Regions from separate parts of the Homo sapiens genome. Here region 1 is linked to region 2. A link is a loop called in an ENCODE intact Hi-C map of the cell type or tissue named here. Cell type or tissue: adrenal gland. All regions are shown on one strand. Each heading gives the region's core, and the rest is flanking DNA. Links, peaks and the distances in the headings are about the cores only.

Region 1 (16,179 bases), core at 6,893-9,392, 83 kb before region 2:
AATTTTTATATTTTTAGTAGTAGAGACAGGGTTTCATCATGTTGGCCAGGCTGGTTTCAAACTCCTGGCCTCAAGTGATCAGCCTGCCTCCGCCTCCCTAAGTGCTGGGATTAGAGGCGTGAGCCACCTTGCCAGGCTGAGTTTGTACTCTTTCAATCATTAATATTTCTACAAGAAACATATGGATATTCTAGGTGGAATTAACAAAGACTAGAAATGTCGTCACGTCAGATAAATTTTGCCATCGAGTGAGCCACATCAAACTAACTTTGGATTTTCAGAGCTTTTTGGACTTTGGAATTATGCTTTAAAAATGTAGACCTGTGGTTCTTGTGAATATTCGATTAAATTAAACAATGCATGTAACATGTCTATACCAGTTTCTAAAACATAGGAAGCACCAAATAAATGATTTTTACTGTAGTTAAGAGGGAGGTGCTAAGCCCTCACCACTCTTGCTTCCAGATCTTTTAGATTGGCGTAGGGTTTTGCTTTGTGGAGTAGTTTGATCTTTGGGTATTTTCTTGTAAAGGCAATTGGGATATTTCAGGATAACAGAAGGTAAGCAGTTTTAGTCTTTGACGGTGTAGAAGAAAAAGAATGATTAGGTTTTGAAGCCAGTTGGATCAGGGTTCAAATTTCATAGCATCAGTTCCTTTTTAAAATGAGGGAAATATCTATCTTGCTGGTTGCTTTGAGGATTAAATATAACTAGATAGAAGATAAACTGCTCTGCACACAATATGTGCTCAATAAATGGTAGCAAATGTTTTGTTAAAGCATTCAGGAAGCCCAAGGTACAACCCTCTCTTGTTAACAGTCTGAAAGGCACAGAATCAGCCACTTTCATGACTGAAAATAAGAGACTTGGACAGGGTTCAGAGAAAGCATTTATTGTACATAAAGAAACAAAGCACTGTTACCATAATCTGCGGAAAAATGGCATCAGGCCCTCTTCTGTGATGTAATGTTGTGGGACTTTACTGGAGTGAGGTTTGGAGGGGGTATGGTGAGACCTGTGAGGAGCAGCTCTCCCTCCTACATAGGCAGAGCTGGCCATTTTCCCAGGTGGTATGGTAGCGTGAGAGCCTGTGGCCTCTAGCCTTCAGGAAGTTTCCATTGTATTGTGATTTTTAAAATGTAGGTTGTCCCTTTTATATAGAATAGCCTGAAGTTTCAAGTTTAATGTTATCATACTACAAAGTAAGACTTCTATCTGTTGATCAGTATACTCTGAGAACAGATCCTATCAATTTCTGCTTGGATTCCCACTGGATTCAACTCAGATATAAACCCTTAGGGAGGGCCTACCATGTGCCAGGTGCTGAAAATACAAGGACGATCTGATAAGGTTCCAGCCCAAGAAGGACTGGCAGAGAGGACAGATAACTGATAACTCTTAATTGGGAGTGTAGAGTGTGGGGTGATGTAATGGAGCTCTGAGTAAAGTGCTATGTAGGGTACTAAGAAAAGGAAAATTAATTTTTCTGGGGAGGCTACGGGAAATTCCTCCACAGAAGTGATACTTGATCCAATCTTTGGACTGAATCATCAGGCAAATGGATTTGAGATGGGATGAGAGGAAAGGGCTGAGGGGTGGGGAAGGGGGTAAAGGAGAGAACAATATTCCAAGTGAAAGAAGCCGCAGGGACAAAGATATGAGGCAGTAGGCACATTCATGCATTTGTTCAGATAGTCACTCAAAAATTTGTTGAGTGCTAGTCACTGTTCTTGGCACTGGGGACACAACAGGAAGCAAGACAGACAGGTCCCTCTGATGTTTACACAGAGTTTACACTTCAGAGCTGGATGGGACCAAAAAAAAAAAAAAAGCACAAAGAAATGAAAAAGATTATTTGAGAGAGTGATATGTATTATGAAGAAAATAAATTGGGGTTATGATAGAAAGGGGGCATGGCATGTATGAATGGGTAGTCCTCCTCTCTGGAGGAGGCTTTTTTTTTTTTTTTAAACAGAGTCTTGCTCTGTCTCCCAGGCTGGAGTGCAGTGGTGTGATCTTGGCTCACTGCAACCTCCGCCTCCTGTTGAAACGATTCTCTTGCCTCAGCCTCCCTAGAAGCTGGGATTTCAGATGCCCGCCACCATGCCCAGCTAATTTTTGTATTTTTAGTAGAGACGGTGTTTCACCATGTTGGCTGGTCTCGAACACCTGACCTCAGGTGATCTGCCTGCTCTGGCCTTCCAAAGTGCTGGGATTACAGGCATGAGCCACTGCACCTGGCATTTGACCTCAGAACCAAATGGTGAAGAGGCAGCCTTCTGGGGGCAAGGTATTCCAGGTGGAGGGGATGGCAAATACAAACACCCTACAACAGGACGAGGAACAGAAAAAAGGCCAGCTTGACTGCAGCAGTTTGAGCAAAGGACAGATGGTGGAAGACCAGAGAGGTTGGCAGGCCTGGTTACTAGGGCCTGTGGGCCACCAGAAGGAGTTTGTTTAGAAGTACCATCTGGCTGCTGCACAGAGAATGGGCTGGAAGCAGGGAGATCAGTTGGGAAGCTGCTGCTTATTCTAGGCAAGAGATGTTGGTGGCTCCAACCAGGGTGCAGCAGCAAAGGCAGATGTGTTCACAGCAAATACATATTTGTGAAGTGAAACTGACAGGACCTGTTGATGAACTGGGGGATGGCGGGTGAGGGGAAGGAAGATGTAATTAATTATTTCAAATTAATAATGTGAAGGTTGAGAGGTTAAGTAAGGTGAACACATAAAAGTGACTCTGTTCACAGCAGCAGTAGCACCAATATGGCAACAGCGGGAAGATGGGATTAGTGAGAGGTTGCTGGAAAATAATTCCGTGAAGGCTCTGGGAATGAATGAATTTGGCTTCACACAGAGGAGACAGAGGTACTGTTCCATTGACAAAGGCAGGCTGATAATCTGTGAGGCCAGGAATCTCTCAAACTTTTACCAGCAAGGGTTTTTGTTTGTTTGTTTGTTTAAGCCTTGGCTGACTCTGAACAGATCTGTTTATTTCTCTCTCTCTCTCCATCTCTTTTTGCTTTCCAGGATAAACATCTGTCTCATTTCACCAACTCTCCATTGGCCTCAGCGTCTCTCCTCTCAGTAGATTCTTCAGAATACTATCATCCAAGTCAAGCAGGGAATTCTGCTCATAGTAGGCACTGAGAAAATGTATTGAGGGACAATTCAAGTGCCCCCTCTGGGTTCAGAGAAGTTGCATCTATTACTTTGTTTCACTTACTTCATTGTTTCACCTCTCCCTTCTCCTTTACCAGCTCAAAATGCTTGGCTCTTTTTGACTGGGAGGAGGCATGATCAGGCTTAACACTTTTTTTGTTATTGGCCGGCTGGCTGGTTTTATTGTCTCCTGACCCTAAGGTCTGGGGCCTCTTCCAGTCCCCTGCATACACACAGCAGGCCTGAAGGGGTCCTCAGAGCTCCCTCTGAAACCACTGTATCAGGCTAGTCTTCTTTAGCTAACGTTATCTTTTATTTAAACAGAAACAGTAGCCACCAGTCTTGTTACATAACATACCAATATCCTAGGGTGTTAAACTAATTCAGCATCTACTGTTAGGAAGTGGTGATGTGGCAACACAAATATTCGCTCACACAATATTGCGGAAACGTTGTAACAAACATGACTTTCTGGCCCTACTTAGAATTTCAGAGCTGGAAGGGACTTGAGATCATCCTATTTCAACCCTCCTTGTTTTAAACTGTGGAAACCTAGGCCTGGAGAGACAAAGAAACTTGCTCAAGAAGCAGATCAGGGCGAGACGGCAAGCTCTTACTAATCTAAAGAATCCATCACATCTTAGATTAAGGATTAAATGCTAAACAGTTCTTGTTTGTGATTCCTCTCATCTGAAAGCATTCCCCCCCCCCCCCCGTTTTAGACTCTCCAAACTAGTCAGTTGTGAACCAGGACATAGCCTTTGTTTACACTGAAACTGCAAATCTGAGGCTGATATGTCAGCCCCACAATACTGAGGTATTTGGGGTGTTTTGTTGTTTTTACTAACCTTGGTGACTGGATTCACATGCAATAGATATTAACTGAATACAATTTGGTTGACCAAGCATATTTTAAAAACAGCTGGGTGGAGATGCAGGTGAGCCAGCATTCTGGGTGTACGTGCAAACCAGTGTGTGGAAGGCGGAGAGTCAGCTGCACCTCCTGCAGCACCTCACATCCTGATGGCTGCACAGTAAAACACTAGTTTCCTTGGAGGAAGAGTTCCCAGAGGAACTGCGGAACCCCAGTGTCTTGAGCGAAAGGCAGGACCTGCTTTGTTCACCTTGTCCGTGCCAACATTCTTTATCAAACTGTCCTGTTTTCCTGCTGGGAAACTGCCCCACTCCACCCACCTGGTGCCTCCCTGGTTTCCTGACTGCCACGAGGTTATTTTTTAACCTGCTCTTCCTTGAAAAGCACCACCCCGGTGACCCAGAACGTGGACTCCTCCCCTCTGGTCACTCGGACCATCCCACTCTAATTACCGTCATCTGCCTCTGAAAGTCATGGAAAATTAGCAGCAATGGGGCGGTCTTCAATTCCACTAAGCCCCTTTCGTACTTTTAATTCGCCGAAATTACTAGCAGGGCAGAGAGAAGAGGGGAAATGCCTGGCTTCTGAGCAAGGCATGGGTGGGCTGGGTGCAACTAGCACTATCATTTTCTTTTAATTTTATTATTATTATACTTTAAGTTTTAGGGTACATGTGCACAATGTGCAGGTTTGTTACATATGTATACATGTGCCATGTTGGTGTGCTGCACCCATTAACTCGTCATTTAGCATTAGGTGTATCTCCTAATGCTATCCCTCCCCCCTCCCCCCTATCATTTTAAATTCAATTACCCGGGGCCTGAGGGCCACTTCTGGTAACTTAGGCTATGGCTTAGGGCGAGGTTTAAAACGTAAGAAAGGAATGACTATCTTGAGCCTCCAGGGAGATGCACTGCAAATCCCCCCGCCCCAAAATACAACCCAGGTTCTGGGAATCCCAGCCCTGCCCTGGGGACAAACCCCAAACTCAAATAAACGGCCTCCTCCTAGGCGCTGAGAGCCCACCCAGCTTTGGCACTCTGGGTCCCTGCCCTCCGGCAAGTTGCCGGGACGGGCGGGACCCTAACCAGCCGCTCTCCCCTAGCCCAGGCTGGGCCGGGCCGAGGGGTGGGGGAGTGGGCGGTCGGGGAAGCGGGGGGCGGAGTTCCGTCCTCTGATGATTGGCTCTGCGCGGATGGGCTGCGGCTGCGCCCGGCCAACCCGCGGCGTGTTGCTATGTGCTGAGCCGAGGGGATAGGTGCGGGGGCGCGTCCATCACGGGGTAGCCCCCGGCCCGGACCCGGAGGGATGCGGAGTGGCGGCCGCGGCGGTGGCGGAGACTGTGGCTTTAAGAGCGTGCCGGGAGCCCGAGCCCCAGCCGGGCCGCGCTTCGCCGCTGCGCACCCCAGCGGAGCCAAGCCCCACGCTGGCCGGACAGGGCCGCCTGTCGCCGGGTAAGTGCACCGGAGTGCGGCGCGGGCCGGGCGCGCGTGGGCGTGGGGCGCGCTGTCAGCTCGGGCTCTGGGTCCCCGGCCCCGGCCTCCGGACTCCCCCGGCCGGGCCTGCGCGGGGTTGGGGGTGCGGCGCCCTCGGTTCCGCGTGGGGTCCCCGTGGGCGCCGGGGACGGGGAGCGGCCGCCGGGCCACGTGACCGGTTTGTTTACAAACACTGCCGGGCCCGCGGCCGCTCGCGGAGGGAGCCCAAGGGCGCGGGACCCCCGGCCGGGGCGGGAGACGCGCGCCAGGGGCTGGGCGAGTCTGCGGGGCCAGGTTTGGGGCGGGGGTGCGGAGCTGGAATCGCCGCTTCCTCCTCCGCGTCGTCCCCATGGGTTCGGACTCCATGGGGTCCGGGTGGGGCTGGGGACGCCCTCCGTCCTCTCGTGACGCCGCGTTTCCCTCGGAGAGTCCTGGGGACACTTAGGTCCAGGGGCGCCGCCCTGGGGGCCTTCCACTGTGGGACTGGGCGCCCTCGAAATTTCTCGGAGCGCGTCGTCTGCCCCGACCCGGGTCGAGGTAACCGCAGCCGAGTTCCTCCCTGGCCGCGTCTCGGCGCCTCCCCGGTGTCCTTGCCAAGGGGGTGGGCGCGAGGTCCTGCCCGACGGAACGCGGGAGCCTCTGCCGCGAGCGCCTCCCCGGAGCTGGCGCTTAGGGGCGGCCCCGACCTTTCGCCACTTCCAGTTCACCCTGCTTGGCCGCCGACCTCCTCTGGTGTCTTTCCCGGAGTGGTGGGCTTTTCTCCGGTCTTGGGGGCGTGCGGGGGTGGGGGACACCTGTTCTTCTGGACTTCTTGTCCGGAAGATTGCTACCTCTGCCTTCAGTCTTAGCTGCGAGAGTTTAAAAAGCCAGGTGAGCGAGTGTCTTGTTTTCCTCCGCTTGGAGCGGAGCTGCACCCTCGCCCGCCCCCCAGTCCCGCCGCTGTGAAAGGCCCCAGAGAACTGCTCCGAAGCTTTGCTGGGGTTTTTGCTTTCTGGCCTCCTTGCTGATTTGCTGTCCTTGCAACTTGGGAGGCTCTTGAGTGAGTCCTTGCCTTTGGTGAATCTGAAGGCTAACGAGACAGCTGTCTTTTCCTCCCTGCCCTTCCTTCCTTGTTCTTCCTTGTTCCAAAGCATTGGGCAAGAAGGGTAGCGGTCAGCTTCCCTGTGCCTCACAGAGCATTAAAGATGCAAGAAGTTCAGTAAACCGCCTCACTGGCTCTGGGGTGGGACTTGATTTCACATGGTTATTGCTCCCCCGTGCTTTCCTGCCTCTGGGGGCCACAGGGCCTATGAATGGCTGAGTCTTGCCTCCGGTGAGGAACATTTTCATTCTTCTAAACTGTGTTTTGAGTGGCTGCAAGTTCTTTTCCCCAGAAACAGGCCCAGCCTGGGGAGAGCTGTGCAGACTTCCCCCTTGGCACCATCCCCTGTCCCCAGCTCCATGATAGGATCTCAGGCAGGAGTGCAGTGGGAGCCTCATCCGCTTCCTCAGTTGGGCTTTGCCGCCGCAGGTTAGCATTCAATGACAGCATTTCTTGGATCTGTCTTGATATTTCTGTGCTTGAACCAAAATCAAGAAGCTTAGAGTTAGGGGTGGAAAATGGAAAATAAACACCATGCGCGAGAAAACTGTTTTCCTTCTTCCCTCTAGGAGCATGGTTTTCAGACTTTGAGTGGGACCTGCACTGCATACAGGTCTGTAACTGAAATAAGTTTCAGAGAACAATAATTACCCTTACTCCCTGCAGTGTGCTCTGTTTTAAAGGTTTTTTTTTCTACTTCATTTAAAAAAATCAACTGCTGGTTATGACCCATTAATTTGATTTCCTGACCAAGCAGGTCCTGACCCATAGTTTGAGAAGCATCGCTTTAAGGCAGAGGTCCTCAAACTTAAATGTGTATAAAGATGACCTGGGTAGTGTTTAAAAATAGTTTGTCAGGCTACTCCGCAGATGTTTATTTTCAGTGGGCCACAGGAATCTGCATTTTTACCAGGGGACCTATGAGATTGTGATGCAGGTGCTTGATAAGAGCCCCTGATCTAGTGGGAACTGGAGGCAGTGAACAATGAAAGGTATTAACTTGGCTCTGAAGTGCAGTCAGGTATGTGACCCCATACTCTGCAATCCCAAAATCACTCAGCTGCCAATCACACTAGCTTAGGCTTTGAAAAGTCTAAGGGCACAGTATTGTTTGTTCTCAACTGCCATGAAGCAGTTGGCTTTAAGAGACTGGTATCCCTCCCTCTCCACTCCAGCCTGTTTGAGGGCTGCTGCACAGTGTTGTGTACCAGGAGATGTTTCTAGGTGTGTGGGGGTTGGAGATGTGAGTAGTGCCGATGAGTTGCGTGAGTTGCTGTGCTGTTCATAGATTATGTGAATTCTTCATTGTCGTAATGATTTTCACGGTTTTGAGGCAGCCACACAGTCATTGTGCCTGGGAGATTCACAATTGGCCAGCTGAAGAAGAGGTTGATTTTGTTTAGTATCCGTGTATTCCAGACTGCATAGCCTCGGGGGAAGGCAGGCAGGTGACTCTTTTTATTTGGGGGGGGGTGAGGAGTCAGGAGTTTGTCTACCATCAGGTCTTAATAAGAGGCACAAGTTCCCATACCTCCTGGGCTACCCCAGTCCTGGTTACTTCCCATTGTGATGGCCCAGTCCCTGTGTGCAGGCGAATCTTGTTAGGCATCCAGTTTCTGATGCTGTTATCTGCCTTCAGGCACAAACACACACACACACACACACACACACACACACACACGCCTGATGCAGCCACAGGTTAGATTTTTCCCTCTTAGTTATTGTGTCCAGACATATTGGTAGGATACATTTATTTGAATTAATGAAAGCTGCGATTTAGCTTCAAAAAGGACTCTATCCAAATTCAACTTCCACTGTAGCCCTTCTTGCTAAAGGTGTGCCTTATGGGAGCATCAAGCGTGGGATTTTAAAAATTAACTTTAATAATGTTCAGTTTGGCCAAGCAACTCACATTCAGAATGTTTAGTTTTGAGCATATGGAGAAAAGAAAGCAACAAAAGGATGGCAAGGGATAAGATGTCCCAGGATTGGAAAAGCCAGAAGGAAGAGATGTTGAAGTGAGATTCAGATGGAGGATGTGATCAATTCCCATTGTAAATTACCTTGGCATTTCCTTAGGGTTTGTCAGGCAAACCACTAGGTGCTCTGACAACTGCATTCCCCTGAGCATAAAAAGGTATAAAGTTTTGGAAAAGGAAGAAGCATCATTTTCAACTTGAGCCTGTAATGATGGAAAGCCAGCCAGGGCCTGCAGGCTAAAGATATTTTTTAGAGTTGTTAGTTTTCAGTGACATTGTCCTTAACAAAAGGTGATACACTTGAGTCTGTGAAGTATTGTACTGCCTGAGTTTGTTTACCTGGGAGCTGTGGATATAGCACTGGAGAGCTTAAAAGTAAATCAGAATTTGCTATTCTCTTGTCGCCAATTTGCCAATGGCTTCCCATTGCCCTTCAGATATAATCTAATTCCTTTCCTTGTAGGCACCACACGGCTTGTCCTACTCCCCCATCTTCTGCCTCATCTCTTACCAATCCCCAACCTGTCCACTCTGCTTCTTCCTGCTTGAGAAAAGCTCGCCTTTCTGAGGTTTCTGAAACATGCCATACTTAGGTTTGTCATAGGGCTTTTCTACTGGTAGTAACTCTTTCCAGGATTCTTTCTCCAGATTTTTCTTTTCTGTTTGAGACAGGGTCTTGCTCTTGCCCAGGCTGGAGTGCAGTGGTGTGATCTGCTCACTGCAACCTCTGCCTCCCTGATTCAAGTGATTCTCCTGCCTCAGCCTCCCAAGTAGCTGGGATTACAGGCGCACCCCACCACGCCCGGCTAATTTTTGCATTTTTAGTGGAGACGGGGTTTCACCATATTGTCCAGGCTGGTCTTGAACTCCTGACCTCAGGTGATCTGCCTGCCTCAGCCTCTGACAAGTCTTGGGATTACAGGCATAAGCCACCGTGCCTGGCTCTTTCTCCAAATTTTTGCGTGGCTGACTCTCACTTGGTTCTCAGAGCTACTTCCTGACGGACCAGTTATCTAGAACAGCTCCTCCCTTCTCTGCCCCTCAGCCTCTCTTAATCCCCTTAACTTTATTTTCTTCAAAGCACTTTAATACCGTCTGGAAATATATTATCTACCTGTTTGCCGACACGGAAGCTTGAGAGCTTCTCTGTCTTGCTTGCTGCTGAAAATGCTTGGTGTGGAGTAGACACTGGATAAGTATTTGTTGGTTGAATGCGTGAATGACCAAGAGAACCAAGGTTTAGAATCTCTAGAGGAGGAAATATACTTTAAGAGGAAAAGATAATTCTCTTTTTCTGGGATAATATAGTATGCTCTCAGAATTACTTTCACTTGCACTATTTCTGCTTTTCACAATAGTTTTCATTCCTTTATTCCATTTATAGGTTGGCAAAGCCTCCAAAAGCTCCATTGTTATTTTGTTGTCATTAATAATAAACAACTCTTACCTACCCCAGTAACCTTATTCTAGGCCTCGCTGTTTGTTTTCTTCTAACAAATGTTAGCATTTCTATCAGTAATCACATTTCATTAATACCAGGAGGCACTATATGTGGGGCTAAGAGCCTGGACTTTGGAATCAGAAAGACCTGGATAATTAGCTCTGTGACCTTGGCAATCTACTAAAATTCTCTAAATCTTTGTTCCTTATTTTTAAAATGGTACTAATAATAGTTTGCATCACACGGGACTGATGGGAGGATTAAATGAGACTGCAGGGGAAACCAGGTACAGAGCCTGGCACCTAAGCACTCAGTGCTAGCTATTAATAACAGCACTAACATTAATAGGTGGATTCCCCTCTCTCTGGCTCAGAGGAATCCATTCTCAATCCATTGATTTGGGAGTGGACAGTGTGTGGTGGGGTCAGAGGAGGACTTCTTAATATAAGTAAGTAAAGACTGAAAATGCCACTTACATCTATTTGAACTGGAATGGAATTTAGAAACCATGTATTCGCAAGCTGACTGCTGCCCAACACCCACCTGGAAGAAGTAACAGTTACAGAAGTTTTTGGAAGGACGAGTTTTCTATCTGCTCCTGTGGCGATTCTTGGTTTTAGACTTGATTAGGCTGGGCCATCTGCATGTGCCATTATGTCAGCCCCTCCGTTGTTATTTTTACCGAGTTGGGCTTCAGTGTCTGCCCTTTGCTTTATGGAAGGACACTGTCAGAAATAGCTTTATATAACTTGTTACTGTAATTCTTATAAGGGTTTATATTGTTGAAGACTAGCTACAGATTCAATGCCCCCTTTAAGAAGTTCATGGGAGAAATTCTTTTTTTTTGTTTTTTTTGTTTGAGACGGAGTCTCGCTCTGTGGCCCAGGCGGGAGTGCAGTGGTGCAATCTCGGCTCACTGCAAGCTCCGCCTCCCGGGTTCACGCCATTCTCCTGCCTCAGCCTCCCGAGTAGCTGGGACTACAGGCGCCCACCATCACGCCCGGCTAATTTTTTTTGTATTTTTAGTAGAGATGGGGTTTCACCGTGTTAGCCAGGATGGTCTCGATCTCCTGACCTCGTGATCCGCCCGCCTCGGCCTCCCAAAGTGCTGGGATTACAAGCGTGAGCCACCGCGCCCGGCCGGGAGAAATTCTTTTAGAACCTAATGTCTCTGAAAAGCTTTGCCTCTCCTGAAAACCTGGTATGCTTTTTCTTTTGTGGAAATTGGAAATTTATAGCATGATAAATGCTATAAATGCTATAAATGATAAATGCTTTTTGCTTTGGCTACCAGGAAGTACAGAGTGAAATTTGTGGCTTGATTTTAGTGACTATGTAGGGCCCTGCATCCTAATTTTTTCTAGTGTTAACCTTGTAATTTTTGTTTTCTATTAATTAGGTATATACTGGGTTGGGCATTAAAGTCTGTTTAGGTGTTAACATTTTGGAGATATACACACTGAGGTTCAAACAGACAAAAAGGACTTGCTTTAAGACATAGTGCTAATTAGGGCAAAGCGGAAGCTATAAACCATACCTTCTGTTTCCCAGACCCAGGCCTCTTCCTACTGCTGCGCATTCTGGAATAATACCAGCTCCTCATCTAAACCCTAAATAGCCCATGTCTCCATTCTAGGCAGAGTCTACCTTCTCTCTGAAACGAGACAGAGCAGCATTCTGCTTGCGAGGTGCAGCAGTGCCACCTGCATTCCTGTTACCTGGATGGCTCAGCAATACCTGGGTCTCCTGAGCTACAGAGGAGTCAGCCCTCCCCTGTGGTCTTAAAAGCAGTGTGTCTAGACTGAGTGGCTTTGATTCGAAACTGGATTGCTGGCTCCATGTGAGCTTACCCTCCAGTGTCTGGAGTTCCTTTGTCTGTTTCTCACTGGGAAAGGAAGGCTTGACATCCAGTTGGCAGATGGGTGCCACTGAGGCTCAAACATGATCTTCTGGGTGTGAATGGTGACCAAGTTCAGTTGCACCAGAGAAAGTGGCTTTGTTTTACCTGATACGAAATTTTTAGTTCTAGGAAATACTGACCTTTCTAGTGATTGGTATTTTGTTTTCTCAAGACATTCTGTTCAGGAGTACCTGAGGCAAATAAGTGTAGGCACGGAACAGATCCTGCCCATCAGGAATATTTTGATCCCTATTTTTGAGATGGATTGGTGAAGAATGAAGAGGATTTACACATACAGAAACATTCCATGGGGAACAGTTGTGCAGAGGCACTGAGGTGTGAATATAAGAGGGAGTGTATGGGGAATGTTCAGGAAGCACGTGAGATGGGGAAAGAGGGCACTGGGATGTAGTTCTCAGCTACCATGGCTGCAGATAGAGCACTCCGTGGGAGTGGACTGTGACTTCCTTCACAGTAAGGGTGAAGAGCACTGCACAATGGCTAATTGCCTCAGATCATAGGCGTCTCCAGGAGGGAGGCTATCTCTAGGGATTCTCGAAGCTGGCTGCCTTAAGAATTCATCGTCCTGCTAAAGGCCTACAAAATCAGAATTTTCAGGATGGGGAATTTGTAACAAAAACAAGAAAATAGTAACAACCCCTGAAAAACTGTTTCCCAGGTTCTTCTAAAGCAGCCAACCCCACACATGACTGAGGTCTGGAAACCACTGAGGTCGTGCTTGATCCCTCTGGCAGGAGCTACCAAGCAGCCTTGGCTTTTGGCCCCCTTGCCCTTGCTCTTTCTGTTTTTGCTTTTTCCTTTGTGTTGCCCCTACACGTCATCCAGGATATCTGCGCCCCCCACCCCCACCCCCACCCCAACGCCTTGTTTCTTCTTTTACCACTTCGGTCTTTGTCTGTTGGGGGTCCCTCCCTACATTGACCCATTGCCAAATGAACCATAAGAGAGAAATGAATTAACTTTCAGGACAGGTTACGTTAATGGTATGAACGTGCACATTACATAAACCTAAATTAAATAGGGCTTGCAGTTTGTTTTGCTCGCGGGGCTCTTTTTTTCTGTTAGGATTTGAGGAAAAGTTATCCCCACACTTAACTGCAGCCTTAAAGCTAAGTGCTTCATTAGCAGAGAGGTACAACAAGAGCTGAAAACTCCCTTTTTCTTGTGCCTAATCTGTTGTCCCACCTTCTGGCTCAGGTTATTCCCATCCCTCATTTGTTTTCTCCCATTTCGGCAATTTAATGTTGAAGCATTGAGCTGAGAGTCTGAGGGTGTTTAGAGAGAACTTGACGTCTTCATTTTGCATTATGTTGAGTTGACTTAGACTCTCCCATTCTGCTTGAAGCTCTGGAAGGAATTCAGGGACTGAGAATACACTTCCTCAGACTCTTCTCTGGCTGGTTTGGGGAGGAAGGATCTACTTGCAAGGGACGGGGGATTTGAATCCTGGTTTTGGTCCTCTCTAATTGTGTGATCTTGGGCAAATTGTTCCTTTTTCTGTGTCTGGAAAGCAGGGGTCATCATCATAATGCCTGTCTCCCTGGGTTGTTGTGAGGATTAATTGAGATATGACCCCTCATAGACGCATAACAGGGAATTAATAAATTGTAGAATCCTGGAGGTTTATCTGCAGTTGTTCCAGGGTCTCTCTCCCAAACTGCCCCCACTTCCTACCTTCCTCCAACCAAGGCTTACTGAGCTTTCTGAGCTCCTCTTGCCAAGCTTTGGGCTGCGTATGAGGGCTGATTAACCAGACATGGTCTCATGTCTGATTAACCATGGCCAGGAATGGTTTGCAATCTAGTGGGAAGTCTGACTGAGAAACAACTAATTTTGTGGAACTTTTTTTTTTTTTTTGAGATGGAGTTTCACTCTTGTTGCCCAAGCTGGAGTACAATGGTGTGATCTCAGCTCACTGCAATCTCCACCCCCCCAGGTTCAAGCGATCGTCCTGCCCCAGCCTCCAGAGTAGCTGGGATTACAGGCACCTGCCACTACGCCCGGCTAATTTTTGTATTTTTAGTAGAGACAGGGTTTCACTACGTTGGCCAGGCTGGTCTCGAACTCCTGACCTCAGGTGATCCACCCGCCTTGGCCTCCCAAAGTGCTGGGATTACAGGCGTGAGCCACCGTGCCCAGCTGGAACTTTATTTATTTTTTTTTTTTGAGACAGAGTCTTGCTCTGTCGCCCAGGCTGGAGTGCAGTGGTGCGATCTCAGCTCACTGCAGGCTCCGCCCTCCAGGTTCACGCCATTCTCCTGCCTCAGCCTCCCAAGTAGCTGGGACTACAGGCACCCGCCACCTCGCTCGGCTAATTTTTTATACTTTCAGTAGAGACGGGGTTTCACCGTGTTAGCCAGGATGATCTCGAACTCCTGACCTTGTGATCCGCCCACCTCGGCCTTTCAAAGTGCTGGGATTACAGGCGTGAGCCACCGCACCCAGCCGAACTTTTTTTTTTTTGAAATGGCGATGTCTTGCTCTGTTGCCCAGGCTGGAGTGCAGTGACGCCATCTCGGTCACTGCAACCTCAGCCTCCTGGGTTTAAGTGATTCCCCTGCCTCACCCTCCCAAGTAGCTGGGATTACAGGCGTGTGCCACCACGCCTGGCTAATTTTTGTATTTTTAGTAGAGACGGGGTTTCGCCATGTTGGCCAGGCTGGTCTGGAACACCTGACCTCAGGCTATCTGCCCGCCTCAGCATCTCAAAGTGCTGGGATTACAGGCTTGAGCCACCGCACCCGGCTGTTTTGCGGAACTTTAAAAAATTAAGGTGGCCGGGCGCGGTGGCTCATGCCTGTAATCCCAGTACTTTGAGATGCTGAGGCGGGCAGATAGCCTGAGGTCAGGTGTTCCAGACCAGCCTGGCCAACATGGCGAAACCCCTGTAATCCCAGCACTTTGGGAGGCCGAGGTGGGCGGAGACCATCCTGACTAACAAGGTGAAATCCCATCTCTACTAAAAATACAAAAAATTAGCCAGGCGTGGTGGCTGGTGCCTGTAGTCCCAGCTACTCGGGAGGCTGAGGCAGGAGAATCGCTTGAACCCGGGAGGCGGAGCTTGCAATGAGCGGAGATCGCACCACTGCACTCCAGCCTGGGCTACAGAGCGAGACTCCGTCTCAAAAAAAAAAGGCCAGGCGCGGTGACTCATGCCTGTAATCCCAGCATCTCCTGAGGTCAGGAGTTCCAGACCAGTCTGGACAACATGGCAAAACCCGTCCCTACTAAAAATACAAAAATTAGCCGGGTGTGGTGGCGGGTGCCTATAATCCCAGCTACTTGGGAGGCGGAGGCAGGAGAATTGCTTGAACCTGGGAGGCGCAGGTTGCAGTGAGCCAGATTGTGCCATTGCACTCCAGCGTGGGCAACAAGTGCGAAACAACGTCTCAGGAAAAAAAAAAGTTATATTAAAAAGGTAAACAGGCTGCGTGCATTTGCTGGACCTCAAAGGATCAGAGGCACGTGGTGGAAGCACTTTTAAGAAGGAGGATTGAAGGAGAACAGGGACTTCGATTCTTGTTAAAATCTATCTGCTATTCCCATTCAGAGAAGAAACCCAGAAATGTGCTGTAGAGTGAGTCTCCTCCCTTTCCCACCCCACCGCCTTTCCTCTCCCTCAGTAAATGGCACCACTGGATGACAGTTTAATAATTCCCAGAACAAAATAACTTCCAACTTTGGGCTGGCGATGGCTGGGTCTTTAGACATATAAGCAACCTTTTGAAAGTGCCTCTTCCCTTTTTTGCTCTTCAGTTTTTAAAAAGTTCAATTTCCAAATTCCAATTGCGGAAAGGCGGGGAGCCCAGCCACAGATGTCAGAGTCTAGAGTTTTGGATTTATTTGAATTGGGAGATTAAAGTCAGAAAGCCAAAGGCATGCTGACAGCTGAACAACAGAATTGTATTGGCAGATTTAGGATGGGTGGTTTGTAGCTAATTGGGGCCCCAGCTGTGCCCTGGGGGACCAGCAGTTTAAAGAGAAATCAAGGTCACACAGTGCCCAAAGTCTACAACACATTCATGTATTCAGCAGATATTTGAATGTGGGAAACACAGATGACAATCAAATAATCACCTCAGTAAAAGTACAGCTGTGGATAGTGCTATATGTGTGGCATAGGGGAGCCTGACTTAGTTGGGGCTGGACGAGGCCAGGGGGAGGGTTCCCTGGTGCAGTAACTTCTGAAGATAGGCCGTATCTCTTACCCTATTTTCCAAGACCTTCTTTTCTTCCTAGATCTTG
Region 2 (16,179 bases), core at 6,978-9,477:
CAAAAAAAAAAAAAAAAAAAAAAGAAAAAAAGAAAATGTATGTGAAACACTGCACAGAGGAGAGGGATTCTTAATATCATGGATGATAATGATCCCTTTTTTCTCATGTACTTTTTTTTTTTAACTTTTAGGTTCAGGAGTACATGTGAAGGTTTGTTACATAGGCAAACTCATGTTACAAGGGTTTGTTATATAGATTATTTCACCACCCAGGAATTAAGCCCAGTACCCAATAGTTGTCTTTTCTGCTCCGCTCCCCGCTCCCATCCTCCACCCTCAAGTATACCCCAGTGTCTGTTTCCTTCTTTGTGTTCTAAGTTCTCATCATTTAGCTCCCAGCATGTTCTTTCTAAACATGTTTTATTTTATATTTCTTTCCAGGGAATTTGGCAAATGCTAAATATCCCCAAAGACAATCACTCACACATTCTTTCAACAAATATTTATGAGCTAGGCTTTATGCTAGGGATAAACAGACAAGGTCTCTGCCCTTAGGGAGTTTTCTCAGTCCCCCTGGGAATGCTTATGCAAAAAGGGGAGTGGGTAGTTGCCCAGTGAAGGAAAGATCTGTGTTGCCACAGCAGTTACTGGTTGGACTAGAAAGTAAAGTTCTAGAAAGGCTTCCCATGGGCCTTGCCACCATGGCCCCTCTTCCACTGGGTCCCTGCAGCACTTGGCCCAGGCCTCTGGTATGGTCCTTATCGAGTTGTATTATCTGTGTCCCTCCCTAGCCCTTCTTTGAGGGCAGGGACCCAGACTCTTTTCTTTTTAGAGACAGCGTCTTGTTCTGTTGCCCAGCCTGGAATGCAGTGGCATGTTCACAGCTCACTGTGGCCTTGACCTCCTGGGCTCAAGTGATCCTCCCACCTCAGCCTCCCAGTGGGATTACAGGCGTGAGCCACTGTGCCCAGCCCAGACTCTTTCTTTACAGCTACCCAGACTAAAGGTTCAATGAAGGGTTGCTGAAGGAATAATCAAGTGGATATACAGATGCTCAAAGAATTCTTCCTTTCAACTCTAACCCAAAAGGAAACTCATGATATTTATTGAACATATGCGGGAGAAAGGAAAGATTACTTTAGCTTTTACCTTATTCCACTGGAAACTCTAAGGTAAATGAGAGAGAAGCTTAGAGGACGGGAAACCTAAGTAAAGCATGTAGACAGATGTTTTCTACAACCAGTGTTGGGGGGGCAAGGAAGGTCCTCAAATGGTTCCATTCAGTCCAACTTAAGTACAAGTGGTGGGAAGAATGGGGTGATTAGCAGTTACTCATGGAGTAGCAAAGCGGCAGATTTCTCCACATGGGCTATGTTGGAGAGGATGCTGAGCAAAGTCTTGGGAGCACAAACAGGAATCCCTTCAGGGGGCTGGTCAGAGGGCGGTGTGCTCTCTGTTGCCCAAAGGAAGTTCTCACAAGTAGAGCCTGGATGCAAGCAATGTATGAGCCCACGAAGTCAGAGGCTGCACAGTCAGTGAGCATGGACTGCAAAACTTTCAGCGGGGTCCCTTTAGGACCAGCCTCTTCATCTCCAGGCCCCACTAATCTCTCTTATTCCTTGTTCTTTGCTCTAGGGAATCTCTTTCCTTTCCTTTCAAGTGAGAGATGGAGGTGGGAAAATATGGCTTTCTTTTATGGTGTTTTCTCCCAAATACTTTGCCCTTACTGAGAATCTTCTTTTTTTTTCTTTTTTTTTTTCTTACCCTTGATGGCCTAGGATTATGAAACTCAAGAGCCAGAGAGATAGATACACATATTTTTTTCAAATCAGATATAATTTACAAACAGTAAAATTCACCTTTGAAAAAAAGGTGGGTGCCGTGGGTCACACCTGTAATTCCAGCACTTTGGGAGGCCAAGGTGAAAGGATTGCTGGGGCCGGGAGTTTGAGACCAGCTTGGGCAACGTAACAAGACCCTGTCTCTACAAAAATAATTTTAAAAATCAGCTGGGTGTGGTAGCTCACACGTGTAGTCCTAGCTACTGGGGAGGCTGAGGCTGGAGGATCACTTGAGTCCAGGAGTTCCAGGCTGTGTACCACTGCACTCCAGCCTGGGTGATGGAGTGAGACCCAGTCTCTAAATAAATACATAATTATAAAGGTGTACAGTTTTACAAGTTCTGACAAATGTACACAGTCATGTATACCTGTCATGCACCACAGTCAAGATACAGAATATTTTCATCACCTCAAAAAATTCCACATGTCCCCTTTGTAATCACCTCTCTCCTCCAGCCCCAGCCCCTGACAATCCTGTTTTCTGTTCCTATAGTTTGCCTTTTTCAGAATGCCATACAAAGCGTTTTGAGTCTGGCTTCTTTCACTTAGCATAATGCTTTAGAGATTCAACCATAATGTCGTGGTTCATTATGGTCGTGGATCAATAGGTTGTTCCTTTCATTGCTGAATAGTATTCCATTGTACGGATATGCCATCATATGTTCACCAGTTGAGGGACATTTGTTTTGTTTCCAGTTTCTGGCTATTCTGAAAAACCTGCTATAAACATTTGTGTACAGATTTTTATGGATATTGTGCCTCCATTTTCATTTCTCTTGGGTAAATTTCTAGGAGTGGAGTTGCTGGGTCATATGGTAAGGCGGAGGTTTAAATTTATAAGAAACTAGGCCAGGTGTGGTGGCTCACGCCTGTAATCCCAGCACTTTGAGAGGCCAGGTAGGTGGATCACATGAGGCCAGGGGTTCCAGACCAGCCTGGCCAACATGGTGAAACCTCGTCTCTACTAAAAATACAAAAATTAGCCAGGCATGATGATGTATGCCTGTATTCCCAGCTATGAAGGAAGCTGAGGCATGAGAATTGCCTGAACCTGGGAGGCTGAGGTTGCAGTGAGCCGAGATTGCACCACTGCACTCCAGCCTGGGCAACAGAGTAAGCCTTTGCCTCAAAAAAAAAACAAAACAAAACACAAAACGATTGCATATTTAAAAGAAGACCTCACCCCTGACCCAAAATTATGTTATTTCTTAATGGCTCTAAAACGTCCTTTGATGGCTGGGCACGGTGGCTCACGCCTGTAATCCCAGCACTTTGGGAGGCTGAGGCAGGTGGATCATGAAGTTGGGAGATCAAGACCATCTTGGCCAACATGGTGAAACCCCATCTCTACTAAAAATACAAAAATTAGCTGGGCATGGCGGTGTGCACCTGTAATCCCAGCTACATGGGAGGCTGAGGCAGGAGAATTGCTTGAACCTGGGGGACAGAGGCTGCAGTGAGCCGAGATCATGCCACTGCACTCCAACCTGGGCAACAGAGTGAGACTCCATCTCAAAAAAAAAAAAAAAAGGCTGGGTGCGGTGGCTCACGCCTGTAATCCCAGCACTTTTGGAGACCAAGGTGGGTGGATCACCTCAGGTTGGGAGTCAAAATTAGCCGGGCGTGGTGGCACATGCCTGTAATCCCAGCTACTCTGGAGGCTGAGGCAGGAGAATTGCGTGAACCTGGGAGGTGGAGGTTTCGGTGAGCCGAGATCTTGCCATTGCACTCCAGCCTGAGCAACAAGAGCAAAACTCCATCTCAAAAAAAAAAAAAGTCATTTGACATGAAGAGTCATTTAATCCTTTTGAGGAGTCATTTTGTTACTTTAAATCATGTCACTCCTCACTTCATTAGCATACAAATTTGCTGTTTATTTATCTGTCTGTTTTGAGATGGGGTCTCACTCTGTCACCCAGACTGGAATGCAGTGGCACGATTTTGGCTCATTGCAGCCTCCGCCTCCCTGGCTTAAGCAATTCTTCCACCTCAGCCTCCTGAGTAGCTGAAACCACAGATGTGCACCACCACACCTGGCTAATTTTCTGTATTTTTGGTAGAGACGCGGTTTCGCCATGTTACCCAGGCTGGACTTGAACTTTTGAGCTCAAGCCATCCACCTATCTTGGCCTCCCAAAGTGCTGGGATTACAGATGTGAGCCACCATGTCTGGCCAATCTCCCAATTTATAATCTGGGCTATTTAGTTCAAGGCTCCAGTGAGACTATTATGACCTCTCAAAGAGGCTGCTGAACCAGCATCTAGAAAACTCAAGCCTGAATGGAGACTACAACCTCCTCCTTCTGCCTGAGTATTGAAAGAAAGGCATTTCTTCCAGCTGTGTATGGGACTGTCACAATGGGGTCTCCGTCTACCCAGAGTTGCTTTCTTACACACCCTGTGTAGCCAACGGAAGGAGCAAAACATCCGGCAGCTTACTCTGAGGGTCTGTGCGTCCCACTTCCTTTCCTCCAAGGGGAAATTGCTGCAACAATCACCAGTCACCTCTGTTTGACCAAATTTGAGAAAGAGCGAGGGGCAGCAGGGAATAGACTGGTGGGACTTTTGAAGAATTCAGGTAATCTGCTGACTGGTGGGTAATGCTTACTTTTCGTTTCTAGGCAATAAATAATGACTTACAAGCAAAAGGCTACTCCCTAGTTTCAGACACCATCTGGATCCATTTCCCCCAAGGCCTAGTATACAGTGTGACCCAGTACGATGGCAAATGTAAAGCCTGCTGAAATCGAGTGCCCATGTTTGAGAACCAGACTCCAGACATTTGGTTCAAAAAGTGATGGTGACACAATGGGGTCAAGTGAAGCTGTCAGGAAAATAGCTGCTAATAATAGCTCATTTGTATTGAGCACTCACTCTGTGCCAGACACCAAATGTTCCATATGTACTTTTTGGTTTTTTTGGAGACAGAGTTTTGCTCTGTCACCTAGGCTGGAGTGCAGTGGTGTGATTCTGGCTCACTGCAACCTCTGCCTCCCAGATTCAAGCAATTCTTATGCCTCAGCCTCCCAAGTAGCTGGGACTACAGGCACACGCCACCATGCCTGGCTAGTTTTTGTATTTTTGTAGAGACTGGTTTTCACCACGTTGCCCAGACTGGTCTCCAACTCCTGAGCTCAGGCAATCTGCCCGCCTCAGCCTCCCAAAGTGCTAAGATTACAGGCACTCTTAGAGAATGAGCCACTGCACCCAGCCTACATGTACTTTTTCATTAGCCTTCACATTAACCCTCTAAGGTAGGTCCTATTATTAACTCAGTTTTACAATAAATAAAACAGAGGCTGAGATGGTGACTTCTTTTTTTTCTTTTTTTTTTTTCAAGAGATAGGGTCTTGCTCTGTTGCCCAGGCTGGATTGCAGTGGTGCAATCATAGCTCACTGCAGCCTTGAACTCCTGGGCTCAAGAAATCCTCCTGCTTCAGCTTCTTAAAGCACTGGGATTACAGATGTGAACCACCATGGCCAGCCTGGAGTCTATATTTTAACCACCAGATATTCAGCCTCCAACCCAAGCCCCACTATAGCAAAAATCCCCAGGGAAATAAGTCCAACAAAGGGAAAATGTGAGGACAAAGTGTTTCCAAGATTTCAGAATCTACTTCGAAGATCAATTCATTTTAAGAAGCCATTTATTTATTCATTTAACAAATATTAGGCTGGGCACAGTGGCTCACGTTTGTAATCCCAGCACTTTGGGAGGCTGAGGCGGGTGGATCATCTGAGATCAGGAGTTCGAGACCAGCCTGCACAACATGACAAAACCCTGTCTTTACTAAAAATACAAAAATTAGCCGGGCGTGGTGGCGGGCACCTGTAATCCCACCTACTTGGGAGGCTGAGGCAGGAGAATCGTTTGAACCCGGGAGGCGGAGGTTGCGGTGAGCTGAGATCACGCCACTGCACTCCAGCCTGGGCACCAAGGGCAAAACCCTGTGTCAAAAAAAGAAAAAAATAAATAACAAAAAGCCAAATATTTATGAACATGTACAGATGCTGAGGATACAACAGTCACAACATAACTATGGTTCCTGCCCTCACAGACCTTATATTCTCTAAGACGGACAGTTTGTAAAGAGAAAATTACAATAAAAAATAATTTGCTTCATCAGAGGGCTGAAGGGGTGGTGTCAGAGGAATAGGTGCCTATATCTGATTATGAGTGTGAGGAAGAGCTTCCCAGGGGGCATCTTCAGAGCTGAGTCTCAAAGAATTTGTGGGAATCACCAAATGGATATGCTGTGTGTGTGTGTATGTGTGTGTAACACGTGTGTGTGCATATGCACAGGGGTTGCACAGAAGAGAAAAGGAAGAGGCATTGTGGGCAGAGGGGACATCTGGCCCAGTCCTCAGACCTGAGACTTCAAGTGCATCTGGTATGCCTGGAACACAGAGTTCAAGGGAAACAGCAGAAGAGAGGATCAGGCCACACAGGGAGGTTGGCGCCAGGTCTTGAAGGGCCTTGTAAGGTGTTTAGGTTTTAACTCATAGGCATCAAGAAGTCATTAAAGAATTTCAAGCTTGTTTCCTTACTTACGGGGTGGGGGGAAAGGATTTTCGAGCGGAAGCATGACGTTGTCAGATACACATCACATTTCCACTTGGACAGTTATGGAAGGAAGGACTACAGAGAGGCACAGAGGCTGGATGGAGGCGAGAGGTGATTGAGGAGGATGTAGCAATAATGCAGGTGAGAAAAAGTGAAATGCCTAACCAAGGGCAGTGCCCCTGGGGACAGAGAGGAAGAAACAGATAAGGAAGGCAGAGCCATGGGAGTCAAGGGCTGTTTCACCACGAGGTAGTAGCTTGGTTACCTCACAGGCTATGGCTCCACCCAACACTTCCTAGCAGCGAACTTGATCATGTTGCTTAACTTTAAGTCTCTCCATTAGTAAAATGGTGATAATAATGGCACCTACAGCACAGGGTTGTGGCAAAAATCAAATGAGATCCGTGTGCTTAGCACAGTGTCTGACACCGGAAGTGCTCAGCTACTTTTCTGTTTTTATCCTTTAGTGAGAGGAAGGGAGGGCTGTAGCCTGGGTCCCAAGTTCCTGGCCTGGGTCATCGCGTGGATGTGCACTAGGTTGAGGGCAGACTCCTGGAGAAGGCTGCAGTACTAAGAACATTGTGAGCTGATCCTCATGGGCCACGACTAAGATTTGTTGTACTTTTTAGCTATGGAAGTAACGAATGATGCTTCTGAATAGCTCCAGCTTCTCTAGAGGAGGAGGAAGACATGGAATAAGTAATCTCTCCCAACAATCCCATCTAATTTAAGCATCACCATCCTCCCAGTTTACTAGGTTCAAAATCCAGGAGTCAGCTTTGATTCCTCTCTGTCAATACGCCTCACCCATATCTAACCCCTAGGCAAGTCCTGTTAGCTCTGCCCCCAAAAGAGGTCTCAAATCTGACGGGTTTTCATCATCTCCAATGCTACAATCTGATTCAAGCCACCATGTCTTGCCTGAACTCCGGCAATAACCTCCTTATCTGGTCTCTTCACTTCCACTTATGCCCCTTATAGTACATTTCCAAGAATAGCCACAGTGAGCTTTTCAAGGTATAAAGCAGACCTTGCTGCTCCTCTGCAATCAGAATGAAACTCAGAATCTTCAAGGTCCTACATATTCTGTCTGTCACTCGCAGCCTCGTGACCACAAGCACCTGGACATTCTTTCTGTGCCTTGAACACATCAAGCTTGTTTCTGCTCAGGGACTTTGTACTGAGGTCTCCTTGTTGGGAACAAGCCCCCCAAAATCTGGCCATAAACTGGCCCCCAAATTGCCCATAAACAGAATCTCTGCAGCACTGTGACATGTTCATGATGGCCACAATGCCCACGCTGGAAGGTTGTGGGTTTACCGGAATGAGGGCAAGGAACATCGGGCCTGCCCAGGGCGGAAAACCGCTTAAAGGCATTCTTAAGCCACAAGCAATAGCATGAGCGATCTGTGCCTTAAGGACATGCTCCTGCTGCAGGTAACTAGCCCAACCTATTCCTTTATTCTGGCCCATCCCTTCGTTTCCCATAAGGGATACTTTTAGTTAATCGAATATCTATAGAAACAATGCTAATGACTGGCTTGCTGTTAATGAATACGTGGGTAAATCTCTGTTGGGGCTCTCAGCTCTGAAGGCTGTGAGACCGCTGATTTCCCACTTCACACCTCTATATTTCTGTGTGTGTGTCTTTAATTCCTCTAGCGCAGCTGGGTTAGGGTCTCCCTGACCGAGCTGATCTCGGCACTCCTCGCTTAGGATGGTTTTTCCTTGGGTTCTCTCATACCTGGCTCTTTCTTACCCACCAGGTCTCTGCTCAAATGTTGGCCCTTTCTAGCCCCACCTCACCCCTTCCTCCTCCAGTCACTCTTTATCTATTACCTTGTTTTATTTTCTTCATATCACTTATCACCATTTCCTTCCTTTCTTCCTTTTTTTTTTTTTTTTTCAGACAGGGTCTCACTCTTTTACCCAGGCTAGAGTGCCGTGGTACAATCCTGGCTCACTGCAGCCTCAACCTCCTGGGCTCAGGTGATCCTCCCATCTCAGCCTCCCTAGTACCTGGGACTACAGGTGTGCACCACCTCACTCGGCTAATTTTTGTATTTCTTATAGAGACAGGTTCTCATCTATGTTGCCCAGCCTGGTCTCGAGTGTCTACACTTAAGTGATCTGCCCACCTCGGCCTTCGAAAGTTCTGGGATTACAGGAATGAGCCACTGCACCCAGCCCTTTCCTTTTTCTTTCTCTTCGTCTCTTTTTTTTCTTACTTTATCTCTACGTGTAAGTGGTTTCCACAAGGAATAAGACCTTGTCTCGTTGCCTGTATATCCCACATGCCTTGAATAGTACGTGGTACATAGTAGGTGCTCCATAAATACGTTTTTTTGTTTTTCGTTTTGTTTGTTCGTTTGTTTTGAGATGGAGTTTTGCTCTTGTTGCCCAGGCAGGAGTGCAATGGCAAGATCTCGGCTCACTGCAACCTCCACCTCCCAGGTTCAAGTGATTCTCCTGCCTCAGCCTCCCGAGTAGCTGGGATTACAGGCATGTGCCAGCACGCCCAGCTAATTTTGTATTTTTAGTAGAGATGGGGTTTCTCCAGGTTGGTCAGGCTGGTCTTGAATTCCCGACCTCAGGTGATCTGCCCACCTCGGCCTCCCAAAGTGCTAGGATTACAGGAGTGAGCCACCGCGCCTGGCCATAAATATGTTTTTGAATTGATAATTAAATGACTGAGTGAAGTAATTACAATAAAGCATATTATCACGCAGTACAGCCATGGCAGCATTTGAGATGGCTGTTCAACTGTGTATTGGAAATATTTCCATCTGTCTGAGATTTACTTTTTATTTCATTTTAAGTTCTGGAAATATGCTTACCCATATCTGAGATTTAAATTCAATCCTGCCTGATAGTAAAAACTTGGACTAGACTTTTCTCAGAATTCTTAGCAATCTGGGATTCTGGGAGCCATGCCTTTTCCCAGGTCCCAAAGTGTTCTCCTTTCACCTGGTTCGTAGCAATCCCCAGATTAAAGTGCTCCTGTCAGCTGGGCACGGTGGCTCACGCCTGTAATCCCAGCACTTTGGGAGGCCAAAGTGAGCGGATCCCTTGAGGTCAGGAGTTCGTGACCAGCCTGGCCAACTTGGTGAAACCCCCATCTCTACTAAAAATACAAAATTAGCCAGGCGTGGTGGCGTACGCCTATAGTCCCAGCTACTCGGGAGGCTGAGGCAGCAGAATTGCTTGAACCCAGGAGGCGGAGGCTGCAGTGAGCCGAGATCGCACCACTGCACTCCAGCCTGGGCGACAGAGTGAGACTCCGTCTCAAAAAAATTAAAAAATAAAAAATAAAAAGCTCCTGTGGCCAAATGGTTGCTGAAATGGAAACCTGGCCACCATTCTTAATGGAGCAATCAGTCACCTTCATAAAAGGCACTGCCAAAATTCTACTCAGATTGTTTTATAGTTGATGTCATAACAAAGACTCCCATTCGTGGAGTACATATGACTTCCATCCATCTTGCATGCCTCCTAGCTAATTGCTGTGCCAACTCTGCGGGAGTAGATGTTATCCTCCTCCTAATCTTGCATGTAAGGAACCTGAGGCCCAGAGAAGCCCTGTGACTTGCCTAAGGTCACAAAGCTGATAAAGAAGGAGCTAGGATTCATCCCAGGTCTGTTTGGCTGCAATGTCTGGGCTGCTTTCACAACAATCTCGGGGCCAACTCCTTAACTCGGGGCAGATGGCCTGATAGCCACCTAGCTAATGCTAATTTGGGAAAACAGTCCTGAGATAAAGAGTTATAGAAAGCAGATTCTGTAATCAGCCTGCTGGCCCAGGAGGAATGGCAAGTTTTATCTCCTACAGATCAGAACTATTTGACTTGCAGAGATTCAAGGCCAGGATTGTAGGGTCTCTAGAGAAAAGTGTTTTCAGGCTGGGCACAGTGGCTCACACCTGTAATCCCAGCACTTTGGGAGGCCAAGGCGGGTGGATCACAAGGTCAGGAGATTGAGACCATACTGGCCAACATGGTGAAACCCCGTCTCTACTAAAAATACAAAAATTAGCCAGGCATGGTGGCGGACACCTATAATCCCAGCTACTTGGGAGGCTGAGGCAGGAGAATTGCTTGAACCCAAGAGGCAGAGGTTGCAGTGAGCAGAGTTTACCCTACTGCACTCCTGCCTGGTGACAAAGTGAGACTCTGTCTTAAAAAAAAAGTGTTTTCAAAGACAGTATGTCCATGTCAGATGTCATGCAAGGAAGAGCAATGTCCTCACAGAGAAGAGAACATGCTAGGGGACAGGACAAGGTGCTAGAAAGGCCCTGGGAAGGAGGAAAGATGGATGCTGAGCATGGGGCAGAAAGGGTAAATGCATCCACAGCAGGAAACTTGGAACGAGGGTTCTGTAGCCCTTGCTCTCCTTCCAGAATGCTGTTTTTTTTGGGAACAGGGTCTCACTCTGTCACTCAGGCCGGAGTGCAGAGATGTGATATCGGCTCACTGCAGCCTCAACCTCCTGCGCTCAGGTGATCCTCCCTCCTCAGCCTCCGAATAGCTGGGACCACAGGTGCGTGCCACCACTCCAGGCTAATTTTTGTATTTTTTGTAGAGATGGGGTTTCACCATGTTGCCCAAGCTGGCCTCGACCTCCTGAGCTCAAGCAATGCTCCTGCCTCAGCCTCCCAAAATGTTAGGATTACAGAGGTGAGCCACCATGCCCAGTCTCCAGAATGCTTTTTACTGCACCTCTGGCTGAAGTACCTTTTCATTCTTCTCAGAGCCTTTCACTGAGAGAACTTTTAGCTGAGGAGAAAGAGGAAATCCCAAGTCCTTAAATGTCACCTTCTCAGAGAGGTCCTCCCTCACCTTCTCATCTAAATCAGACACCTTCCCCTCACCACCGTTATTCTCTATCACTGTCCCCAAGTACTTCTCTCAATAGCATTGCTCACAATTTGCAATTATTTATGTATTAATTTTCAAGTTCTTTGTCTGGCTCTTCCCCTAGGGCAGAGACAATCTTGTTTTATTCACCAATGTGCATTCAGAACCTAGAACAGTGCTGGCACAAGGTAAATGTTCAAAAACTATTTGCTGAGTGGCAGCAGGAGTGAATGGTGTTAGGGTAGCTGATCCTTAAATTGGGCGGTCTTTGTGGCATGTAAATAAGTGATGGTGTAGGCTGGGTGTGGTGGCTCATGCCTGTGATCCCAGCACTTTGGAAGGCTGACAGGGGAGGATCACTTGAGGCCAGGAGTTTGAGACCAATCTGGGTAATGTGGCGAAAACCTGTCTCTACAAAAAATTTTAAAAAATTATCCAGGCATGATGATATGCTCCTGTAGACTCAGCTACTCAGGAGGCTGAGGTGGGAGGACCACCTGAGCCCAGGGAGGTCAAGGCTGCAGTGAGCTGTGTTTGCACCACTGCACTCCAGCCTGGGTGACAGAATGAGACCCTATCTCAAAAAAAAAAAAAAAAAAAGACAGCGTTCTCATCCCCCTCAACATCTGCCTGTAGGTAGAACCCAGGTTAGAGTTAACACAAAGGACACAAGGACCACTCTTTTGCCTACTGAGGTGAGGGGAATTCTGGGCTGCCTCTATGGCAATGAGCCCAAGTCAATTCAGTGCCCGCTCTCTCCTCTGCCACAGAAGCCCCTAGTCAGCTGGGGGCAATGTTGGGTGAGGGTAGGTCATGGGGGGGCTGGCCCCACTTTGTGCTGCCAGCAGTGCTGGCTGGCTCCCATCAGATATATGTGAGCTCTTGGCAAGCAAGAGGGAAGAGAGCTGTGGCAAGAACAAAGTCCGACCCCACCCCCACCCACCCCAGACTTGCAGGCTGCTGAGGGACGCCAACTGGGACTGGGCTAAAGAGACCATTATTTGTCATCTAATAATCAGGTGTCTGGGGGCAGGTTATTTCTCAGCAGGTTGAAAAACAGGGCACCCATGATATTTTGTTTCTCCTTTGGCCTTCCTGATAGCAGGGTTCACCCAAAGGCCTGGCTGACCTGTTTCTTTTAAGGGGGACCTTGAAATATAGATAAACACCCAGCCTCATGGAAGCCCTTCTGTACCCTCGGCTTGCCTGTGTTTTTCATGGTGCCATCCTTTGTTTATGAACTGTGGGACTTTTTTGTTTTTTGTTTTTTGTTTTTTTGAGATAGAGTCCCCTTTTGTCACCCAGGCTGGAGTGCAGTGGTGCGATCTTGGCTCACGGCAACCTCCACCTCCCGGGTTCAAGTGATTCTCCTGCCTCAGCCTCCCCAGTAGCTGGGACTACAGGTGCCTGCTACCATACCCGGCTAATTTTTGTATTTTTAGTAGAGACGATGTTTTGCCACGTTGGCCAAGCTGGTCTTGAACTCCTGACCTCAGGTGATCTGCCCACCTCGGCCTCCCAAAGTGCTGAGATTACAGGCATGACCCACCACGCCCAGCCTATGAACTATGAGACTTCTGAGAACTGTTAACAGGGAGGATAAATGGAGCCAGGAGACGCCTCACTTTGGCTTCAGTGGAACCTGTCACGGTCCAGATTGTGCCACTCTTTGGAATTTCTGAATGGTATGAATCCAGAGGAGAGAAACAACGTTCTGTTTGTTCTCATGGGCCCTCATACCACAGACGTTTACATCATGGGCCTGCACACTGAGAGGTGCTGGTCATGTTTTCCCACCAGTGTGAGGGGTTTGGATGATCTTGGCTTGTCCTCACATTTCCCCATTTTTTATTTTTTGAAAAGAGAAATTAAGACAGTTTATTGATCACTTACTATACTCCAGGCACAGTACTTGGCATACTTTTTAAAGTTGTCTCATTTCATTTGCATTAAAATCATTTCAGGATATATTATTATCCCTTTTATATACATAAGAAGATGGAGGTTCAGAAAAGTGGAGTAAATTTACTAAGCCCTCTCAGCTCAGAGGCTAAGTGAGAATTTGAACCCAGGATGTCTGGCTCCTAAACCTGTATGTTTTGCCCATTCAGGGCCCACAAGGGATGGGAAGTCTGGAACAAATTACCGGGTGGCCTGACTTCATTGCTTCTCAGTATGATCTAATGCTAAAGCACGTTTAGCTTGTTTGCCTTTCCTGGGGAGAAACAGAGAAAGGGAAGAGGGGTGAAGTGAAAAAAAATTATTTATTTTTTGCTGGGGTTCAATCTGGTCTCAGCATCCCATCCCATCTGGACAATCTGATCCTTTTTTTTTTTTTTGAGACAGAGTCTCACTGTATTGCCCAGGCTGGAGTGCAGTGGCTCGATCTTGGCTCATTGCAACCTCTGCCTCCTGGGTTCAAGTGATTCTCCCACCTCAGCCTCCCGAGTAGCTGGGATTACAGGCACCCGCCATCATGCCCAGCTAATTTTTGTATTTTTGTAATGATGGGGTTTCACCATGTTGGCCAGGCTGGTCCTGAACTCCTGACCTCAGGTGATCCGTGATCCGCCCACCTTGGCCTCCCAAAGTGCTGGGATTACAGGTGTGAGCCACTGCACCTGGCCCTGAGCCTCTTTAAGTAGGCCACAGTGTTACTGTCGTGACAGGGAAAAGGTGACACTGGAAGGGGCTAACCCCAGGTTGGCCTAGAACTGGCCGTTCCAGTGAGCTGAGGGGTCTGCATAATTGGATAAGATAGCCACACTTTTTCAGTCCTGCCCAAGAATATCTGTGAGAATAAAATGAAAGTTAGCCTGTGTCCATGTCTCCTGCCCTAAACAAAAGGAAGCTCAGTGAGACAGAACCCCCAAAGCAGTGACTTGTCTTGCAGGCCAATTACGTTGTCTCCCCAGCCTCTCTGCAGCTGTTCTGGCCTCTGCTTTCTGGGATGGAGCCTCTGCTCTGGGGGCCCTCCACAGCCCAGCTCCAGGAAGGTGACTGCTTCCTGGTTTGAGACGTATTATTAAACTGTAATCATACTGTGCATGGAGTCAGCCAAAGCAGTGGCTATTAATAGGGAGGTGAAGAATGCTGACTCAGAAGGAAGCTGACTTAGGCTGGAAGGGAGAGCCCGGCCACCTTGGCCTACAATTCTCAGCAGGAGGTCAGTGAGAGAGACCTGAGCTCACTTCGTTCCTGGGCAGGAGTCAGCATTATCTGGATTTCTCAACTTTGGAAATAGAAACCCGAAGCAGTCCTGATCAAAGGGATATTGAGCTGTCTTTCCCAGGTCCTTGGGGAGTCTCCGAGCCCGGAGTACTGATAGCTTAAATAGCTATGACTCAGCAGAGCAGCAACTCTTCCCTCCCGATGTCATGAGTAGATGAGACTTGGAAAGGGGCACTGGGACTCCATTTCCGTGACCTCCCTCAGCTGAGAAGCCTGTGCTGAGCCAGCCCTTAGCTGGCCGGACAACCCCCATTGGCAGAGACACCCAATTAGGGAGATTCTGTTTCTGGCTCCTTGGAGGTGACCATTTTCATTTCAGGTGAAGGGCCACGGTAAATGAAGGGCAGGGTGCAGGAGGGCCTCACACTGTGGAGAAAGGACATTTTTAGCAATTTCTGTCAATGCCATGCATTTCTCAGAGAGTTCAGACTTTAGCCGTCTGGTAGACTCCCCATCGTCAGGTAGCTGGAAGTAAGACAGATCCCCGAATCTGGCCCAGGATATGCCCCGGAGAAACAGGACTGCCCCTGGATGCACAATAGCCCTCACTCTGCAGCAGCCACCAAACAGCCTTCACACGTGCTGCTTCAGCTCGTTCTCACCAACCCCAGCAGGTGGGTGGTATCAGCCCTCTTAGCGAGGAAAACAGATTTCAAAAAGGTGAAGTGAGTTGGTCATACAGCTAGCAGGTGACAATGACGAGACTAAAACCTCAGTCTGTCTGCCGCCGGAGGAGAAGCCAGGCATGAGCTGCCCTTGTGCCCCTGGCACATGCCCATCTGTGCCACTTCTACCTAGACCCAGGTGTCCCCGACTTTGTTGCTACCCCAAAGCTCACACTGAGGCCAGGGTAGTGAAGATCTGGTGTGTTGGGTAGGGGGTGCTGAGAGGTTGGGGGAGCGCTATGTCATTCTCTCGCCTTTCTATCAGGTGGGTGGGGATGCCGAGGTATGTCTTCTCAAACTGGAAGATTCATTTTGGTTCCTGGATCTCCGTAGAAGGAGGTTTGGATGGAGGTAGGATGTGGGAGGTGTTTTCTCTTCCTCCCTAAAAATACTTATTAAGCACCTCTTGGTTTCAGCTCTGGGCAGCCTGGGTGCTTTCAGATTATAGAACAATTTCATGACACCATGGATCTGGTATTTTTCTCTGCTGTTTTTCACATAGTCTTAATATAGTTTTACCTGATAAGAACTATCCACATGTGTATATCTTTTTAGAGTTCTAAGATAGCATAATCCACATACTTAGATGTACCTATAAAATATCTTTTTACAGAATAAAGGGCATGCTATTAAGGAATGACTTTTCTTCCACTGATTGTCATGTGGATCACTTCCTGAACCTGAAGGAGGTTCTGGAACTCCAGACACCGGGTCCTGAGCTCTAGCAAGTAGCTGAGGGAAGAATTTTCAGCCCCCAGCTGCCAGGGGTTCTCAACACAGAAGCAGGACCAGACCAAGCTTTTGGGAATTTGTTCATCATTGTACAGCCGTATCACGGCCTATCCGGAGTGGGAGGGCTGGAGAGTAATTTCCTGACCCTCAGGCTCTGAGCTATTGTTTTGGGGTCTTGCGTACTCTTTTGATCAATTATTTTTTCTGCCTTTAGCCATAACAAGCAACAGGATGGTGCAGCATCCAGGTTCAGAAAGCTGCCTCCTCTCACTTAGTCAAAGTTAATTAATTCTCACTGTACCTTGAACTAGGTCAGCTGCAGGGCTGTGCTGGGCCTGACCTGCTGTCAGGGG

What was found. Hi-C counts contacts between places; a loop is a spot of excess contacts. Peaks named below come from ENCODE experiments on the same cell type or tissue, not always from the same donor. Only the 100,000 strongest peaks of a DNase experiment are listed, where the experiment ranks them.
Region 1: it touches region 2 in a loop (3.0-fold over the local background); 35 of 110 quality-filtered maps call a loop at or near these places.

What each region holds. Positions count from the first base shown.
Region 1 is chr17:59,326,334-59,342,512 of GRCh38, forward strand. It overlaps YPEL2 (yippee like 2), which reads left to right and starts at 5,322. Exons shown (of 5, transcript NM_001005404.4): 1 at 5,322-5,491. RefSeq lists a silencer at 5,088-5,607 and an enhancer at 5,818-6,379. In adrenal gland, for the core only: no CTCF peak of the experiment used is centred there; a DNase peak (open chromatin) is centred at 8,104; H3K4me3 peaks cover 756 bases; H3K27ac peaks cover 385 bases.
Region 2 is chr17:59,409,014-59,425,192 of GRCh38, forward strand. No RefSeq gene overlaps it. Among named protein-coding and RNA genes, the nearest start is that of MIR4729, 51 kb to the left of the region's middle. RefSeq lists a silencer at 7,332-7,381. In adrenal gland, for the core only: no CTCF peak of the experiment used is centred there; no DNase peak of the experiment used is centred there.